2 separate regions of the Mus musculus genome follow, and region 1 is linked to region 2. Evidence: chromatin loops called from intact Hi-C (ENCODE). Cell type or tissue: gastrocnemius. All regions are shown on one strand. Each heading gives the region's core, and the rest is flanking DNA. Links, peaks and the distances in the headings are about the cores only. Region 1 overlaps Zmym2 (zinc finger, MYM-type 2). Region 2 overlaps Zmym5 (zinc finger, MYM-type 5).

The links. A loop is a pair of places that touch in the nucleus more often than their neighbours do. Peaks named below come from ENCODE experiments on the same cell type or tissue, not always from the same donor. Only the 100,000 strongest peaks of a DNase experiment are listed, where the experiment ranks them.
Region 1: a loop joins it to region 2, with 2.1 times the contacts of the local background. A loop is called at or near these places in 6 of 42 quality-filtered maps.

Annotation. Positions count from the first base shown.
Region 1 is chr14:56,953,724-56,963,865 of GRCm38, forward strand. Zmym2 (zinc finger, MYM-type 2) reads left to right here. Exons shown (of 25, transcript NM_029498.4): 22 at 2,457-2,571; 23 at 3,129-3,380; 24 at 4,459-4,579; 25 at 5,992-8,635. The coding sequence ends at 6,184. Among named protein-coding and RNA genes, the nearest start is that of Gm36789, 42 kb to the right of the region's middle. In gastrocnemius, for the core only: a CTCF peak has its summit at 6,508 (motif pointing right); no DNase peak of the experiment used is centred there.
Region 2 is chr14:56,787,449-56,797,590 of GRCm38, forward strand. Zmym5 (zinc finger, MYM-type 5) reads right to left here. Exons shown (of 8, transcript NM_001253753.1): 7 at 9,156-9,362; 8 at 3,137-7,052. The coding sequence ends at 6,318. It also overlaps the pseudogene Gm4479 and the pseudogene Gm4037. Among named protein-coding and RNA genes, the nearest start is that of Pspc1, 14 kb to the left of the region's middle. In gastrocnemius, for the core only: a CTCF peak has its summit at 6,017 (motif pointing left); a DNase peak (open chromatin) is centred at 5,997.

The DNA of each region.
Region 1 (10,142 bases), core at 3,427-8,426, 170 kb after region 2:
GTTAATGGTTTTGTGGGTGGGTTTAATGTCCTTCTCCCTCCTGGAAGTTCTGTCTGGCTATAGGAGGTGGCCACTCAGTCTCCATATCCCCCATCATACAATTTCTTAAATAAATACCTGGTTAAATATGCCAGTTGGAAAACTCTGTTCTTTTGTTGAGGAAAGACATTACTATGTAGTCCAGGTTGGTCTGAAACTCTTGTGAAGGCCTCAAATTTAGAGGAATCCTTCTGTCCCTGCCTGATGGAAGTTACAGGCACACAGCCATTGCTGGCTTTCTGTGGGTGCTGGGAATTTGAACTCAGGCCCTTAGGATGGTAGGGTGGTTCTTGTCCACTGAGCTATCACTCCAGCCTCCATAAATAGTAACTTGATATTATCCCAGAATTTCTTCTGGGATTTTATCCTTGAGTATTCTATAGGTAAGAATGTAGTAAAGATATTGTTTTAAAGCTTCGAACAATGTTTATTTAAGAAGCAGTAAAACAATGGCCTGTATAGTTAATTTAAATTCTAATCAAATGAGAAGTTTCCAGTAATTATAAAATACATTCAACTTAGAGGCTTTGTGAGCCTCTAAGACTACATTTATAGAATATAAGTAAATTTATAATATTTATGCTGTGAACTTGAATTTTACTAATCCTTTATTTTAATTTTTTTTCTGTTTACTGGACATTTGCATGAACTTAGGAAATTAACATACTCCTGTTGATAAATTACATTTGCTGACTGCTATTAATTGTTTTTCTTTGTACCCATGCTAAATGTTAACTGTTTTTGGTTTGTTCTGATAAGGAGAGAAGAGTTGAATAGTAGCTTATCTAAGATACACAATTTGTATGTCTAGATCAGATGTGGTAGCATAGTACTTGGGAGCCTGAGGCAGGTAGGTCATGAATGTGAGGTCAGTCTTGACTACATAATGAGTTTATGGCCTTGCCTGGGCTACCTAGCCCTGTCTCAAAGTAATCAAGTAGAATCTGAGCAGTTTGACTTTAAAAATTTTTATAAACCAGGAATATGTACATGCCATCCAGTGTGAGGCAGGAGGGTTGTGAGTTTGAGACAGTAGAGTATGGGCAGTGAAGGAGAATAGCAAGGAGGCCACAATAATAAGCTTCACTCAAGTATTTGAAATATTTATACCAAGTATTGGTAGCACAGTTTTGGAACAAATTAATTTTACCCAAGTATCTCAGGGAAGGGTGTGACAACAGGCTGAGGAGATGGCTCAGTTGGTAAATTGCTTGCAGGACAAGCATTAGGACCAGAATGTGGATCTCTAGCACCTTATAAAAAGCCAGGTGTGGTACTGACTGCTTGAAATCCCAGGGCTGGGAAGGTGGAGACAGGAGGCCTCTGACTTCCTGGCTAAGCAGTCTACCTGAATCAAGTGGGCTCCATGTTTAGTAAGGGACCCTGTCTCACAAAAACAAAGAGAACCTCTCTCCCTCCTCCCTCCCCCACCCCACTCACACACACACACACACACACACATACACACACACACACACACACACACACAAATGAGTAATAATAAGAAAGACTTAAATTTTTTGAAACACAGGTAGAAAATTTCCTAGATCGAAGGAATGAGAGTTGAATGACATCCTTAGAAGACAGAGTCAGGGCATGGTTTCCCAGGAACCATGTTTATTTAACATGGCTGGAATATCAGGTGTGAAGTCATACCAGAAAGGGCCTGGATTTGTTTATAAATTGTTTAATTTTAAAGTATAAGGATTGTTTCTGTTTTGGTTTCTGCTGTACTAGAAATAAAAGCCCAGGCCCTTGAGTATACTAGATATGTACTCTCCCTTGTGTTGCATCCCTGTTTAGGTTCTCAGCATTTTCAAAAGCACACTGTGTATATGCTTACACACAGGTTTTTTGGCAGAGGAAGGGAAGAACATAGGCAGACAGCTCTTTATTGTTTTCCTTTAATCATTAATCTTTAAAATATATATCTTTTCTCCGTGTATGATATAAACATATCATTCTATATATTACTTGACAGACTGATAAGAGAGAGAGTGTGTTATGTGTGTGTTTGATGAAGGTCTGTGTGTACCACCCTGCACAGATGGCAGTCAGGACAGCCTTGTAGAGTGGGTTCGGAAAAAACTACCTTGGGTTGTCAGGCTGTTGCATGGCAGATGCTTTACCTGCAGAGCTATCTCACTGGTTCCAAACTGATGTTTCTTACCCAGTTTTTACATTCAGGATTCTATGTTATACTTTCCAGCTTTGCATGTTTTAAGTAACAGGTTAATTGGGAATTTATGATTTTTTTAACTTGTACACACATACCCAAGTGCAGTAATCTCTTATGTTTTATTAGAATTCTTGCTTTTCCTAAACATAAAGCTCTTTTTTTTTTCTTAAGAAATGCAAAGTGTGATACATTCACTGTTTATAATTAGCTGGTTTTCCTTCAATAATTTTTTTTGTAGTACTTATGTGGTAGTAATCGAAAGGACAACATATTTATTGATCCAGGATACCAGATGTTTGAGCAAGAACTGAATAAAATACTCCGAAGTTGGCAACCAAGCATACTTCCAGATGGTAATGCTATTTTAAATATGTGTTGATAGTTGATAATGGAATTGTTATTTTTACAGAAAGTATGTTAAGTATATTTAGGAAGTAATTTAAGTTACGATGGAAGAGCTTGTGAACGTGAGCTCATATGCAGATAAATAGTAACTGATGTTTGTGAAGAACTTAGTAAAACCTGTGGCCTACTTTCTTTGTAGTACAAAGCTAGATTGTCTTAAGACCTACAATGTAGATTCTTATGTTAATAAAATAATATTTGTTTATGGGAATCATGTGTTTTTTTTAAGAATTGTACAGATTTAAAATTATTTTCTGATCATGATGTCATTTTCTTACTGAGGGACAGAAATAAGCATCCTGTACCTTATTCTGGGGGTGGTGATTTCATGCTCTGTTTCTCAACGTATGTGTTGTTAAAGGAGCTAATATGTAATTAGGGGTTCATTCACAGTGATCTAATGTGAGTAGTAGATTGACTTAGGGCTGTTTTAAACTCACTTTATTTCTAGATAGTCAAAACTGTGGTATTTACAAATCTTTTAAAGTAGTTTTTTCTATTTAAGGGTCAATTTTCTCTCGAGTTGAAGAAGACTATCTCTGGAGGATAAAACAACTAGGATCCCACTCTCCAGTAGCACTTTTGAATACCCTATTCTACTTTAACACTAAGTATTTTGGCCTGAAAACAGTGGAACAACACTTAAGACTTTCCTTTGGCACTGTGTTTAGGCATTGGAAAAAAAATCCTTTAACAATGGAAAATAAAGCATGTCTTCGCTATCAGGTGTCTTCCTTATGTGGAACAGACAATGAAGGTAGTGTAACTTTCTATAAAAACAAGACTTATCTCTATATGCATGAATGTATTTTTCCAGCATGAATATATGTGCATCATACATTTCAGTGTTTGCTGGTGTCATAAGAAGGTGTCAGACCCCTTGGAACTGGGGTATGAATGATTGTGAGTCACCGTGTAGATGCAGGGAACTCAACCTAGGACTTCTGCAAGAGCAGTAAGTGCTCTTAAACTCTGAGCCATCACTGGCCCTGATAGTATAGCATTTTTATTTGGAGATTGTCTGTGGTGGGAATGTTCAACTTGCCTTACTGAAGTCCACCTTTGCCATTCATTAAGAGACTAAAGACAGTTACTTTAATAAACACAACAAACAGTGTATGTCTGTATGTCCGGCTTTGTTGTTGTTTTGGTTTTGTTTCTTTTTGAGATGAGGTCTTACTATGCTGTGTTGGCTAGTCTGGAACTCCTGTGTAGACCAGGATTACCTCACACTCCTAGAGATCCATTTGCTGCCTTTAAATGTCTTATTGTTGTAGTTTGTTTTGAGATAAGATATCTAGTCCAAACTGGCCTTAAGCCGTATAGCAAAGAAGGACCTTGGATCTGTGATCCTCCCTATTCTGAGAAGACTGGCATGAACCACTCACTATACCTGTTTTTAAGCTGAGCCTCTAGGATCCTTTTCTTGGAAAAATAGTACATTACTAAAAGCTGCCACACAGAAAATCCTGAAGGGCACCTAATCCTATGTTGCTAAAACAGGTACTAAGGGTAAATGCCTTCCCTAGGAATTAGTTTTAGGGGGTTGTGGGATAACTCATTGGGTAAAACCATTTGCTGTGCAAGTCTGACCACCTGAATTGGAGTTCTTGGAGCCCACATAAAATACCAAATGCAGTAGAGTGAGGAGAGGAGAGACAGAATCACGAGGAAGCTCCTAGGCCAGCTATCCTGGAGTATCCAGTGCAGTAGTAGAGACCTCTCCTGCCTTGGAGAGGTGGCACTTATTCACACACATGTCATACAGATACACAAACTCACAGGAAAGGAAAAAGATTGGTGTAGGAGCCTTACTTTTGTTGTTGTTGTTAAAGATAAAATTGCTACTGGAAAACGAAAACATGAAGATGATGAGCCAGTATTTGAACAAGTTGAAAACACAGCCAACCCTTCTAGATGTCCTGTGAAAATGTTTGAATGCTACTTGTCTAAAAGGTGAATGAACATTAATGATATTTGACTAAAATTATATAGTACTGGGGAGTTTAACTTGGGGTCGCCTGCCTACTAGGTATAAGTGCTCTACTACTAGCTACATCCTTTGCCTGGTACTTTTAAAAGATGTTTGTATAAGTTGGTTGACTTTAACACTATTAAGAAATGAAAGTATTTAATTAACTTAAAAATTTTTTTTCTCCGTGCTTTCATGGAGTCTTTTGTTCCAAAGTTGTATTTAGCTCTAACTTTAGAGTCCCCTTGTGAAATACCTAGCACATGCACTTTAGGGTTCTAGTCCATATTAAGGAATCACTCTTTACTAAAAAATACCACTCCTGCTGTCCTGTCCCCCTTACATTAGAAAATTAAGCAGGTCTGTTGATTGCCAAGCGGAGATAGAAACTTTTGTAGAGGTAACTATGTTATGCTTCTGGGGTGTTTAGTCTCTGCTTTATCTCTTTAGTTGTCCTACTAAACTAGAAAGAGGCCCATACTGTAAATAGGTAGTTCATGGCACATGACTTTACACAAACAGTTTGCTAGCTTCTAGTGCAAAGATAGATGTGTTTAAAAGTAGGTCGAAGGAGTTGAGGTGAAAATAAAATACTTAGATGTGAATGGAAACAGTCTTTGAAGACATTTCCAGTTGTATGACTGTCATCTTCCCCTGTCTAAAAGCAGCACACACTGGGAACTACTAAAGAGCTGAGGGCCCAAGGACTGTCTCGTTTTGAGTATTGTGAGTGTTGTTTTAAATAAGCACTCTCACTTTCAGAAAGAGAAAGTATGTTGTGTTGTACATTGTAAACAACTTTCCAAATCATAGTGTGATTTTCAGGGTGGTTCTCATGAACTAGTAAAAACATGAATGTCACCTCTAACATGACTATGTATCTAACTGTGGCATAAAGGTAGCTTTCTTCAGCTCTATTCTGGACCATCAGTTTAGTTTTGTGGATTTCCAGTGCCGGTAACAATTTGCCAGGTGTGTGTGAATTCCTTTTTTGGAATTTGATGTTTTTTCTAGTGCAGTAAGACTTTTTTTGTGTTATATATTTTCATCATTTTAGGTCACATTTTTCACATTTCCTTTTTCCTGAATGGACATACACACTTAATGTGATTGAGATTGTAATTGGCACAATTACAATAATGACTAAAATGATAGTATATATATTAATGGAGTCTTGGATTTATGAAATAAGAATTTCAATTATATTTGGGAACTAATCCTTTGTCATAAAAACTTAAGAGAGCAGCTTACTGATATATTATTGCAGTTAATGAAGCAGAGGCTCTGAGTACATCTATTGTTTAGGGCTGAGTTATTCTTAAAAGAAGTAAATTTGCTGGGAATTTTGTTATGTTTTGTGAAATTGACCTTTTTTCTTTTTCTTTTTCCTCCAAAGTCCACAGAACCTTAATCAGAGAATGGATGTTTTTTATTTACAACCAGAATGTTCTAGTTCTACAGATAGCCCTGTCTGGTACACATCTACTTCCCTGGACCGGAACACCTTGGAAAATATGCTTGTACGGGTTCTTCTAGTAAAAGATATTTATGATAAAGACAATTATGAACTGGATGAAGACACAGACTAAAAAGGACCATTTCAGAAGCAATGGGATAACACAGCATTAGATAGTCATGCTGCTAGATCTTTACAGGAAAACATTTTAAGTTTACTCCTTCTGTTCTGAGTTTTGTAGCAATGTACCCACACTGGGTATTACCATGTAAATAATCTGTGTGTGAAAGTTGCCATTATTCTATGTAGTGGTTTTAGGATACTTAACAAATACATCAAATTCTTTTTTATTATTATTTATTTGATTAGGTATGTTTGTAACTTTTTACATTACAAATAAGAAGAGAATGTGCCATGTATAAGTTTTTCTTGTTGCACTGCTCTGCTGTTGCAAAGCTCCCTGCAGAGGGCGGGCTTTATGCGTTCCTGACCAGATGGTTGTGTATGGGTAGCACTACTCAAGTTTAGAACTTGCGGTGTCTTTCAGAATTTTTAAAATAAACTGTAAACTAATAGGCTGGGTTTTTTGTTTGTTTGTTTTATGTTTTAGTTACTGAAGCCTTAGCAGGTTATGTAGAGAGATACCATCTTCTGTACCAAAAATAGACAAGAGAATGCTGTTGATACTGGTGTTCTGTAATGTGAACTTATGCTGGTGAAAACAACTTTATGTTCCCCTTATTAAAACTTAGTGTCCTTTTCTCACTTGTGACTTTCTGCATCACCCCATCAATTTAAGGAAAAAAAGTATGTATATATGTGTAAGTAGAGAGAGAGAGTGAGAGAGAGAGAGTGACTATAACTTGAAAACAAGATTAAGACATTTTTCTTTGTAAAATGTCCGGCGACAGTGTAAGACTCTTGTTTTTCTTTCCCACGGCAGCCATCAGCATCTGAGGCCCTCACCTGCCAGGTGTATTACAGCTTGCATAGCACTCTCGAGTGTCACCACTCTCGCTGGAGGTCTTGTGCTGCTTCCAGAAGTGACATGCATATGTGGGGCAGAATTATTTTTAGAAATGCCACTCTTGAAATATTCATTTTAGAAAGTCAGGCTACTTGAAGGGAGACAGTGTCACATTGTTCTATGGCTATTACCAATGGAGAATGCTGACTAGTCCAGGAGACTGAAGAAACAGAAGCTGGTGGATGGTGCCAGTGCCAGTGTCAGAGGAAATCTTGCTTGCTACTAGGTTGTTTGGCTTTGAAATTTAATTACTTCTTATAGAAGATTACATTTAAAATACTTTTGTGCTTCTGCATAGCAGTTTATCTGTTCATAACTTTTAGATTAAGGAAATCTACTTCAAATTATACTTTCTAAAGACTGAGTAAAGTGGTATCTGAAAATTATCAGTTATTTAGCTGACTTTGTATATAGCATGTGTGATGTTTCCTTCTTATTTCTGAATCCTGAAATCACCATGGTGATACTAGTTTTCAAAATAGTTCTGAGGGAAATTGTTTTCCATAGTGACTAGACAGTATATAGCCCTTATCAATTTCTCTCTTCTTTAGCATAAATTTTAGCAAGTAAAGAAATTTTCTCAATCATGATTTTGAAAATTTCACAGGTATAGCTACTGCTCGTTTAAGCAATAACTATCTGAAATGTTTTTGGCATGAAAATTTATAGTGTTCTAAATTTTTATAAGTTTGAATAACTTCAGTCCCTTGGTTTTCTATTTGAATCATCAGACTGATAGTGGCAGCTCCATACTTTACTAAGACAGACCTGCCCCTCGCCTGTTAAGTGAAGCTGGAAACACTTAACAACAGAATGCAGATGTTTCTTGGCTTTTCAGCGCGCCTTCTGAAGCACTTTTACTAGAAATGCATATTGTGATTAAAGACTGGTTAATCCTAACCATCTTCTATTCTTCAGAGTGGTGCTATAGCCCATCAAAAAAAAGCAATAAATTTACCCACAAATGTCACATGTATATTTTACCAATACCATAAATTTCTGCCGTGGTACTACTAAGCACCGTGTCTTGCTATTTAGTTTTTATTGTTTGTACATTTTAGCTTTTCTAAGCAGAAATGCCTACAGAAGTTTGATCGTACATGATAGAGGATCTAGAGCTTGCCTTTGTCTCATGCAATCCAATGATTGATCTACTTGATTCTCAGGGGGAAAGAAAAACAAACTATTTTATGAGAATTGTTCTGGGAAATTTATTTCACCTGGAACACATTTCCTTGATTCTTGGCTGTCTTTAGTGTGTGGCCATAACTAACTGCTGAGAGAAAGGACATTGAAATGATAGTTTATTTTTATTTCTTGGTGACTTCTGATTATAGACAGCATCCTGTAAATATAACTTTATTGTCTTGAGATGTCTATTGAAGATACTATATTTTTCTGTTCTGAACGATTTTGCCACTTAAAATCGTTCAATGAAAAAGATGACTAGCTATTCTGAGGCAGGTGGATTTCCCATGCAAACTGAATCCTTAACGCATTTCAAAAGGCTTTTACTGTATTAGGTAACATGAGATATTAAAGGATTTTTCTAGGCAAGACGCTCAGTCTTTTTTTTTCCCCATAAAAGTACTTTTTACTCAAATTGTAACTCATGTTTTTCTTTCATGAAATGGAGTGGTTATTGGAGTGTTCATACTGAAATAGGAGAAGGGTGCATATTGTCCTATGCTTTCTAATTTACACTGCTTTTTCTGGCTTCCCTTTGTCTTGGCCAATTGTGGTTTGCAAACCGGGGTGACTCATTATATGGAGCAGAGAGGACAGTCCCGCTGGAGAGGACAGAAAATGGCAAGTTTGAGTTTGCATTTCCCTACCATAGGTGCCACTCAGTCTGTGGTCCTAAATGTCTTAAATATCCTAAATACAGTCATAAATTACTAAACATTAATGTTTTTATCTGGCCAGCTATTTTCAAGGGGGGTATCATTACACGGCTCTGCTTTTGTTCTAAGCTACCATTAATTGTAAGTTTCTTTAGTTTCTCTCAAAAAAACAAAAAGACATGACTTTCGTGTCTGGGTGAAAGCATTTTAAAGAACAAATTTCACTAACTTAATTGCAGAATTATCAGTTTTACCCCTGACAAGCCATTATGTATGTTTAGACTGAAGTTTGCTCAAGTTTACTAATTCTTTTCTGCTGTGTCCTTGGGATTACACCAATTGCAGAGTGTCACCAGTTTGGAAGCTTCTATCTACAACAGGTCAATGTCTTGTTAAGGGGCTGGGAGTAGAAACAGCTACTCTGCATCTTCATCTGGAAGATGGATAATCATAAACCACTGTGCTTACCGCATGGTGAGATGAATTGGGTAGGAAAATGTCCTATAATAAAAGGCAGGGGACAGCCTCATTACCGAATCACAAGCTGATGGATTTAGACCAAAATACAAGTTTAAGATTTAACTTGTGGACAGAAGTGACTAACTGAACATTCCTAGTTTGAAAATCTGAGATCTGCGATGGTCTTAAAAATCCAAAACTGTTGAAGGGCCGTCATGACAACACACAAACACTTTGAGTGTCGGAATCGTTACAGACTCCAGATTGATCGTGTGTTGCCAAACATCTCAGCTCGTGTGGGACTGGAGAGCCACAGGCCATGGTATCACAGCTGAGCTCCAAACTGACCATGTTCTCTCTCTCTCGAAGCACAGTGACAGTAAGAATGGCAGGGCTTGAGGTTTCTAAAGCCCAGTACTGCTTGCGTTTCTGATTCTCGAGTAGCAAATTGAGCTTGGTTACAATGCACCTCACAGACTGACAGTCGATCCTTGTGATTCACTTAGTATGTTTTCTTGGAGATGGGGAAGGTCTAAAACAGCTTTAGTACAGAAACCATATCAGTTTTTAAAGTCCAACTCAAAACTGCACAGTGATATTAACACACAACTGTTTACTACACACTTCCCTTTTTTCTCTTGATTTATCAAGACAGGGTTTCTTCGTGTGACCCTGGCTGTCTTGGAACTTGCACTATAGATCAGGCTGCTGGCCTGCCTCTGCCTCCTGAGTAGTAGGATCAAAGCAGTGCGCCACTAGGC
Region 2 (10,142 bases), core at 3,070-8,069:
GTAGACTCCAGCACCAGGACTGGCATGGAGTCAAAGCAGCAGGGACAGCTGGGTGACCCCATGGAGCCTCACATGGCGAACAGGATGAGGAAGGCGACCATCAAACAGAAGAGTCCCATGGCCTCAGATAGGGCAAAACCCAATATGGCATAGGAGAAGAGCTGCTGCTTGAGAGGTGGGTTCCTGGCATAGCCAATAATCAAGCTACCAAACACTGCCAGTGCCAGCCCCTTATTCAGCCACACCAACTCTGGCAGGCCCAGCACCAATAAACTTGGCTGCTGTGTAGATGTCCCGGGGTGGGGGTAACACTGGTCTGGAATTCCTGTCTGGCCACCTGGAGAGGGAACTGCTGCAGGCAGGCTGTTTAGATGGGGCCTCTGGTGCACTCAGGAGGGAGGCAGACACAGACCTGATTGGTACAGGAGCTGATCAGAACTGGAGAAATGACCAGTGCCTTGGTGGTCTGCATTTTTCAGTCTGGGAAAATCTTGGTCCTGTTATTTGTTGTTTTGAGACAGGGTTTCTCTATGTAGCTGTGGATTTCCTGGAACTTGCTTTCTAGACCAGGCTGGCCTCGAACTCACAGTGATCCACCTGCCTCTGCCTCAAATGCTGGGATGAAAGGCTTGCACCACTGCACGCGTGACTTTTCCTTTTCTTATACAGACATGAGGGTCCTACCTCTCTAAGCACTTCTTAGAGAACTCTGAGAAGCTGACTCAAGCATTGTGGTACTTCTTGTACTGCTCCCAGAAAGAAAGGATTGCATTGGTGCATGTATTCAGTTGATTTTCCTGTCCAACTGTCAACAGGCTCTTGTCTTTATAGAGGTCAATGAACTGTAATTCCTGGTAAAACTGACTTCAAGTTTTCCTCTCACCTCCCTATTCTTTTCTTTTTCCTTCCTTTCTTCCTTCCTTTCTTTCTTTCTTTCTTTCTCCCTTTCTTTCTCCCTTTCCCTTTCTCTCTTTCTCCCTTTCTTTCTTTCTCTTTCTCTCTTTCTCTTTCTTTCTTTTCTCCCTTTCTCCCTTTCCCTTTCTCTCTTTCTTTCTTTCTTTCTCCCTTTCTTTCTTTCTCTTTCTCCCTTTCTTTCTCTTTCTCTCTTTCTCTCTCTTTCTTTCTCTTTCTTTCTTTTCTCCCTTTCTCCCTTTCTCCCTTTCCCTTTCTCTCTTTCTCTCTCTTTCTCTCTCTTTCTTTCTTTCTTTCTTTCTTTCTTTCTTTCTTTCTTTCTTTCTTTCTTTCTTTCTTTCTTTCTTTCTTTCCACTGTAGCTGTCTTCAGACAGACCTGAAGAGGGCATCAGATCTCATTACAGATGGTTGTGAGCTACCATGTAGTTGCTGGGAATTGAACTCAGACCTCTGGAAAAGCAGTCAGTGCTCTTACCCGTTGAGCCATCTCTCCAGCCTCTGACCCTATTCTTGCAGGAAAACCAAATTCAGTTTCCAGCATCCACAACCAGAAGCTCACAACTACCTGTACCTCCAGCTCCAGACAGACAGACAGACAGTCTGGCTGGCTGGCAGATTGGGGTCTAGAGAACAGTGATTAGGTGAGACTAGCCAACCTTTTGTTCAAGGAACATCAGAAGTGGGTTTTATTTCATTTGCTTGGTTTTTTGTTGTTGTTTGTTCCTTTCTTTTTTTGTTTTTTTGAGACAGGGTTTCTCTGTGTAGCCCTGGCTGACCTGGAACTCACTCTGTAGACTAGGCTAGTCTCAAACTCAGAAATCTGGCTGCCTCTGCTGGGCTTAAAGGCGTGCACTACCACTGCCTGGACCTGCTGTGATCCTTAATGAAGCAGTTCTCTGAGATGGTTCTTGCTTGTTCACATTGGTTTATTTGATGGTAGATATAAATGCATACACGTTATTTGGAGTGAACCAGGGATTATATATCTTTTGTGGTGGAATACCCAGGAAAGGAAGCTCACTGGCTGAAGGCTTGCTCGATACCTCATGAGCATGGAGAACTCTAGGTGCTACTTTATGTGACTGACTGTGGTCCTCTCAGTGGTGTCATGGTTTACATGTCCCAGAGCAGGTACAGTGGCAGATAGGGAGTGGCTCCACTCCTACTGGTCTCAGATCTTTGAGATTGAGCTCACAAAACCTTGTCAGTACTATGTTTGTCTGGTAACACAATCCCACATGCCTTAAATACATATTTCCAAGACAGCCAAGGCTACAGAGAAACCCTGTCTCAAAAACAAACAAACAAACAAACAAACAAACATTTGTGGTTTGTTTTTTGTGGGGGTGGATAGAGTGGTTGAGGGCATTTGCTAACCTTGTAGAGAACTTAGGCTCTATTTACATGACCCATACATACTGGGCATCTCCAGACACTCCACTTCCAGGTTGATGACATCTTCTGGCCTCCAAGGGCATCTGCAAGCATGTGGAACACATACTTTAAAAAATGTTTTTAGGGGGCTGTAGAGATGTCTCAGCAGTTAAGAGGACTGACTGCTCTTCCAAGGGTCCTGAGTCCAAATCCCAGCAACCACATGGTGGCTCACAACCATCTGTAATGAAATCTGATGTCCAATTCTGATGTGTCTGAAAACAGCTACCGTGTACTTACATATAATTAATAAATGTTAAAAAAAATAAATGTTTTTAAAGGAGTAGCATGGGCTGGAGAGGTGGCTCAGCGGTTAAAAAACACTGACTACTCTTCCGGAGGTCGTGAGTTCAATTCCCAGCAAGTACATGGTGGCTCACAACCATCTGTAATGGGATCTGATGCCCTCTTCTGGTGTCTGAGTACAGCTACAGTGTACTCACATACATTAAATAAATAAGATCTTTAAAAAAATAAAATAAAGGTGTAGCAGTATAGCAGCACAAGCCTTTAATTCCAATATTCCTATGAAGAAGAGGCAGGGAGCTCTTTGTGAGATTGAGGCCAGTCTGATCTTCGTATTAAGTTCTAGACCAGTCAGGGCTACACAGTGAGGCCTCATATTAAAAAAAAAAAAAAAAGTTTTATAATTAAATACATGGTGTCAATATTTTTTCCCTCCCATATTGCAAATTCCAGGAGTAGGGTATGGTTTGTGTATGTGTGTGTGTGTGTGTAGGGGGGAAGCAGGGAGAAACAAAATTAATAAATCTCATTTTCACCAAAGAATATCAGCAATAAAAGGACTTGGACCCAATTTTTATTTCCAGTTGAAAGTGGTATACACAATACTGATTCCCAGGAGACAGAACACCACAATTGGATCAGATTTTCTACCACCTTTGTCTGAATGCCAGTCAGAAACCGAGTATATCAAGCTATATACTTTTTCTTTTTTCGAGACAGGGTTTCTCTGTGTAGCCCTGGCTGTCCTGGAACTCACTCTGTAGACCAGGCTGGGCTCGAACTCAGAAATCCACCTGCCTCTGCCTCTTGAGTGCTGGGATTAAAGGCGTGCGCCACAAGGCCCGGCAAGCTATATACTTTTGTATTCAAGTCACAGAGCAACCCTGTCCTGAGAAGAATTTCAACAATAAGTATGTGGATAGTGGAGAGGATCACTCCAACAGCAGAATGATGCTATTTCCACACCGATGTTCTCAGCACACCACCAAATCAAGACAGCAAGGAGAACCTTTAAGACCCTTAGAATCTGGGCTTGGTTCCTAGCACTCAAACAGTAGCTAACAAACATCTATAACTTCAGTTCCAGGTGTACCTCCCTCTTCTAGCCTCTGCAGGCACCAGGTACACACATGGTACATTTAACATACATACAGGCAAAACACTCCTACACATAAAACTTTAAAGTGTTATATTTTCTAAAGTAGCCTTGTAGACCTCTGAGTGTAGTGATATTTTGAAGCCATCACAAAGCTGTATTTACATTAAAATCAGCCAGTTTCTCTCTTTATGAGAATAGCACATTATAGCTCAGGCTGGCCTAGAACTCATTATGTATCCCAGGCTTAGCCGTGAATTATGAACAATCCTCCCCGCCCCCATCCCCCACCTCGTTACCTTCCCTAGTGCTGAGATTACAGTTGACAGCCACCATGACTCACTTAGATCCAAGCCCAAATGATTAAAAGCAACTTTCTTTTGGAGACAGGGATTCATAAACCCAAGGGTGGCTTCACACTTGCTGTTTGTGTCTACCACTAGAGTGCTATGGTGATAGGCCTGCTGCCACATGGCCAATGCAGATCAAACCCAGTTTATTGTGTGCTAGGCAAGCATTCTACTAACCAAACTACATCCTCTGCCTGGAAAGGTATAATTTACCTACAATGGTTTTAGTGGGTATTTTAGAAAATACTGTCACAGAGCAACATGACTGAGCCTCAATTGTTCTCCATGCAGAAGGAAGCATCTTCTTAGGCCATTGTTAATGACACTGTTTTGCAAGAAAAGCCCTAAAGAGGAAAACAAAGCTCACGTATCCCTAAGAATTTAACAGATGATAAAATTAACATCAGAAATCAGAAACAAAAACAAACAAACAAACAAACCCAAAAAACTATCAAATGCATGATCAGGACCATAGATGGCCATCAGAAAATTTGCTTCTTCTTTAGGAAAACGTCAAATGACCAATGAAGCTGGTATAGCTCGAGTGCTTGGAGGCCCAGGGAGCTGTAGTAGTGGTCATGGCCGTGGTGCTCTTAGAGGTAGGACAGGAACAAGCTGGACTACCTGGTCAAGGACATGAAGACCAAGTCCCTGGAAGAGACCTGCCTGTTTGTTCTCCCTGCCCATTAGGAAGTCTGAAGTTGACTTTTTACTTAAGGATGAGGCTCTAAAGACCATGCCAGTGCAGAGAGCAGACGAGGGCTGAGCATCGGTCCAGGTAAAGGCTTTTGGGGACTACAATGGTCACATTGGTCTTGGTGTTAGGTGCTCTAAGGAGGTAGCCACTGCCATCCAAAAGGCCACCATCATCTCGGCCAAGCTTTCCACTCTCCCAGTGTGGAGAGGCTACTGGAGAAACAAGACTGACAAGCGCCACAGTTCTATGCAAGGTAACAGGTGACTGTGCCTCTGTGTTGGTACATCTCTTCCCTGTCTCCACGGACACTTGTATTGTGCCTGCTCCTGTGCCCAAGAAGCTATTGCTGGTGGCCAGCCAGTACTGATTACTGTTACCATCAGTCAGGGGTTGCCCTGCCACCCTTGGCAATTGTGTTGAGGCCACCCTAACACCTACAGCTACTTGGCCCCTAGCCTCTGGAAAGAGACTGTCATCACTAAGTCTCCTTTTCAGGAATTCAGTGACAAACTTGTGAAAACCCACAAGAGAATCTTCATCCAGAAGACCCAAGCTCCAGTTGTAGCTACCACAAGTTTTTTCTTTGTTTTTTGAGATATGTAGCCCCAGTTGTCCTGAAACTTGCTCTGCACACCAGGCTGGCTTTGAATTCAGAGATCCACCTGCCCCTGCCTCCTGAGTGCCATCATTCTCAGTTTCATATAAGTAAGGGCTTTTACACAAGAAAACAAAAATAAATCAAGTCTGAAGAAATTTTTTTTTAGATTCATACTTTCTCAAATTTCACACATAGAGTATACTTTCACAAGAAAAATTAACAACACTGAAAAGTTAACTATATATACATACATATATATATGTATACACACATATACATACCACATTTTAATTCTTATATTTATACTAATAACTATATATTCTTTATAATTCTCATAACAAAACTAAAACATTTACACATTAAGTTGGAAACAGAAATATAAAATCAATAAAACACAAATTACTTCTATTTACCACAACAAATAACTGTTTTGCACAAAAAATGTTTTAAAGAAATAAAACTCAATTTGGTTTAATAACAAACAGCTGTTGCTTCTTAAGCTGTTTGAATGCACTTTCTTCTTTTTTTCCTTCTTTTTGGTTTTTCAAGACAGGGTTTGTGTATACCTTGGCTCTCCTGGAACTTGCTCTGCAGACCAGGCTGGCCTAGAGCTCACAGATATCCAACTCTCTGTGTCTGAGTGCTGAGATTAAAGGTGCACACCGCCACCATGTGGCCTGAATGCATTTTCTTTAGCTTGTTACATATGCATCTTGCCACCTCTTGCTCTTAGGCCATTAAGTGCAAGTTCTCCAACAACATTTTACAAGGTGGAAACCCTAACAGTGACAAAGCTCAAACTGCCTTTGCTAAAGTCTGCAAGAATGACTACACTCTCGAAAATTGCTTTTAGGTTTAGAACAGGAGCATTTTTTACTATTTGTTTGCTGTTAGACATATTGCTAATGAGCTCCTGTAAGGTCCTCTTACACAGTGTATGTCTGGGTACTGCAGACACTGCCATAAGTAGAGCAGACAGGACATTATGTGTACAGTAGCTGCACACAATCTTCCCCACCTTCTGTAGCTTCATTGGTTTTATTTTCCAAGTCAGACTTTAATTTTGAATACTTAACACTATTGTTGATGTGCATTTCACTTTCGTCATGTTTACTAAGAAGATGTGACAAATGATGCCAATCTTTGCACCCATTCTCATTTCTCAGTTGGTTTTTTCCTTCCCCAAAGAGTCTGCAATACAGGCAAAACACAGAGTCTTTCGAGGCTGAGTAGAGCAGCCAGGGTCTGGTGCCCTTTTCACCATTTGGAAGAATTCGGGTATAATACGTTTCTGAAAACTTCTTGCCTGCACTATCTTTTGGAAAATTAAAATTTCTTATTTGAGGTGGATTGTTTTTGACAAGAAATTCACGTTGTTTCATATTCAAAATTCGGGGCCATGAACCTGGATCCAAAGAAGGTAAAATGGACATATCCAATTCCTCTGAATTTTTGTCTCCTAGTTGCTCTTTAAATGTATCAGATATTACTGCCACAGAACAAGGTAAATTCACATTTTGTTCCTCTGATGATGTATCTAGGCTACAGTCTGCTGCGACTTTTATTATCTCTGAAGACTTTTCCTTTTTTTCGGGTATGTCTCCTGTGTTTCCTGAAAGTGTACCTGATGATTCACGTAATCGTTTTTCATTTTCTTCTCTGATAGCATTCCTTTTTCTATTTTGTAAAAGCAGTAGTTTTGATTTTGCTTCCATTATCTGTAAGGAAATACATTATAATTCATTGGCATTTTAAAAGTTGAAATAAAGACATAAGAGCAGGCAACGGTTCGCTATTAGCCAGCAAAGACATAAAGCATCCCACGGCATGCACTTGGTGTACGTATACACATGCAGTGAAGCACTCCTAATCAGGATGGCTACAACTGAGAGACAGTGACAAATGAAAACATGATGTGACTCAGGCAAAATTAGAACATCACTAAGGGCTTGGTGGGACTGTAACATGTTGACTCATGTCAGTTTAACACAAGCTGAAGTTATCTAAGAAGAAGGAATCTCAGTGAAGAAAATGTCTCCAAAGCAGAGAGGTGTAGCACACATCTTTAATCCTAGTTCTTGGGAGGCAGAGGCAGGCAGATGTGAGTTCCAGACTAGCTGTGAGTTCCAAGATAGTCATGGAAACTTTTAGTAAAAGCCTAGTTTCTAAAACAAATAAAAACAAAAACTTTTTTCAAGGCAGGGTGTCACTATGTACTCCCGACAGTCCTGAATCCCACTATGTAAGATCAGGCTGGCCTGATCTGCTTGCCTCTGGACACTGCCATGCCCAGCTATTTACACCCCCACACACACACACCCCAACCCCCCGAGACAGGGTTTCTCTGTGTAGCCCTGGCTGTCCTGGAACTCTCTCTGTAGACCAGACTGGCCTCAAACTCAGAAATCCACCTGCCTCTGCCTCCCGAGTGCTGGGATTAAAGGCTTGCACCACCACACCTGGCTATTATTTTTACATATGTGTTTATGTATGGGACATGCACATGTGCACATAAGTATATGAATGCATGCACTCTTGAGCATGTTTAGTTTTAGAATGACATTAGGTGTCCTAGGCCAAACACATGGTTACAAAGGCAGCCCTAGTTAAACTCAGTTCATTACAAAACAAAAGACAGTGTGGCAGTTTGAATGAGATCTCCAAAAAGGCTTTGAGGTTTCAATATTCCTACCATTTCCTTGCCTACTGCTACAGCTGCTTCCACCTCACACTCTGGAATAGGGAACCCCAAATAAACCCTTTCTTCTATAAATTGCCTTAGTCATAATATTTTATCACAACAACAGACAAGTAAGTAATAAAACAAACATGAACATAGAGAAGGGATATGGAGGGGTGAGGAAAGTTGACAAAGTAGAAATAAGGGCAAGGAATGAGCATAATAAAAAGAAAATATATGACCGGGCAGTGGTGGTGCATGCCTTTAATCCCAGCACTTGGGAGGCAGAGGCAGGCGGATTTCTGAGTTCGAGGACAGCCTGGTCTACAGAGTGAGTTCCAGGACAGCCAGGGCTACACAGAGAAACCCCGTCTCAGGAAAAAAAAAAAAAAAAAAAAAAAAGAAAGAAAATATATTATACATATGCATTATATTTATGTGTGAGATTGCTAAAGAAAAAATTGATATTTAGTCAGATCTGTATGACACAGGTCTTGCTTTGCAGCCTTGGCTGATCTAAGTTTCTAGGTAGAATCAGGTAGCCTTGATCTCACAGAGATTTACCTGCTTTGACCACCCTCGTGCCAGGATTAAAGGCATACACCATCATCCCTGGTATCAAAATGTGAAAGCCTGGTACAGTGGCATCCATCTAAATCTGAGTGCTCCTGCAACACGATGAGGAACAGCCACACAAGAGAATCACCAGGAGCTGGAAGATCAGGTAGCTCGGTGCATCCAGGGATCTTGTCTCAAACAAGGTAGTAGGCAAGCACAGCCATCTCAGGTTGTGCTCCAACCCTCACACACAACCAATTGCACTCACACAGACACACAAAGAAAGAAACAGAGAGAGACAGGGATAGAGATTTTAGATAGACAGACAGAGGCAGAATTAGAGGCTGGAGAAATTACGTCAGCAGTTAAGAGTGCTGAGAGACTGGCTGTTCTTCCAGAGGATCTGGGCTTGATCGCTAGGTACTTACATGCTGGCTCACATCTGTCTATAACTACAGTTCCAAGGGATCCAACATCCTTTTGTGGACTCTGAGAGCATTAAGGATGCATGTAGTGCACAGACAAACACGCAGGTAAAACACCCATTACATAAAATACATTACAAAGCAAGACAAAGAATTACCTCTTTATATTCGTCAGCACAATTCTGGCAGCAGAATCTCTTTTGCTGACCTGTTATCAGAATGCTGTGCCCAGTACTCTTGGGCATATACTTGCTACACTGTTCACAGCAGTTCATTATTAGACCATTCGTCAATCTGTATTCATTAAAGCAATTATTACTGCACAGCTTATGTGTTATACTGTTAACACTGATTTCATGGCGAACCTAAAAGAAAACAAAATTTCTTAAGACAGTATTTTACAATTTATTGCCCTATAGTATTTAGACTTTTCTCATATTAGTATTTGGGAGGCAGATGAAGGGAATCATTATCTACACTTAGAATATGCAGTAATGTGGTTTGAAAGCTGTAACAGGTAAATTTATGTCCTTTGGGATCTGAATGGCTTCCAAAGCTACACAACATCCGATTTAGCTACCAGGGACAAGGTAAATAAAACATAGGACTGCTTGAATGTATGGTTACTCCTCTTGAAAATTTATCAAACCATTTGTTCCACATACTCCTATAGGATATGTCATTATCCTGAAACTACTGAATTATTACAACAAATTCTTTTTTTTTTTTTTTTGGTTTTTCGAGACAGAGTTTCCCTGTATAGCCCTGGCTGTCCTGGAACTCACTCTGTAGACCAGGCTGTCCTTGAACTCAGAAATCTGCCTGCCTCTGCCTCCCAAGTGCTGGGATTAAAAGCATGCGCCACCATGCCCGGCTACAACTAATTCCAAAGAAACAGTCACTATGAGAATTGTGTGTGTGTGTGTGTGTGTGTGTGTGTGTGGGGGGGGGGAAATCTCTTTAGTATATAGTATTTATTGTCTGTCCTGGAACTCACTATGTATAGACTGGCTGGCTGGCCTCAAATTCACAGAGATCTGCCTGCCTCTACCTCCTAAATGTTGGAATTAAAGGTGTTCACCAAAACGCAGAAGTAAAACTTTTAAAGTCCTTCCAATCTGAATATTTAGGATATGGACATTGGA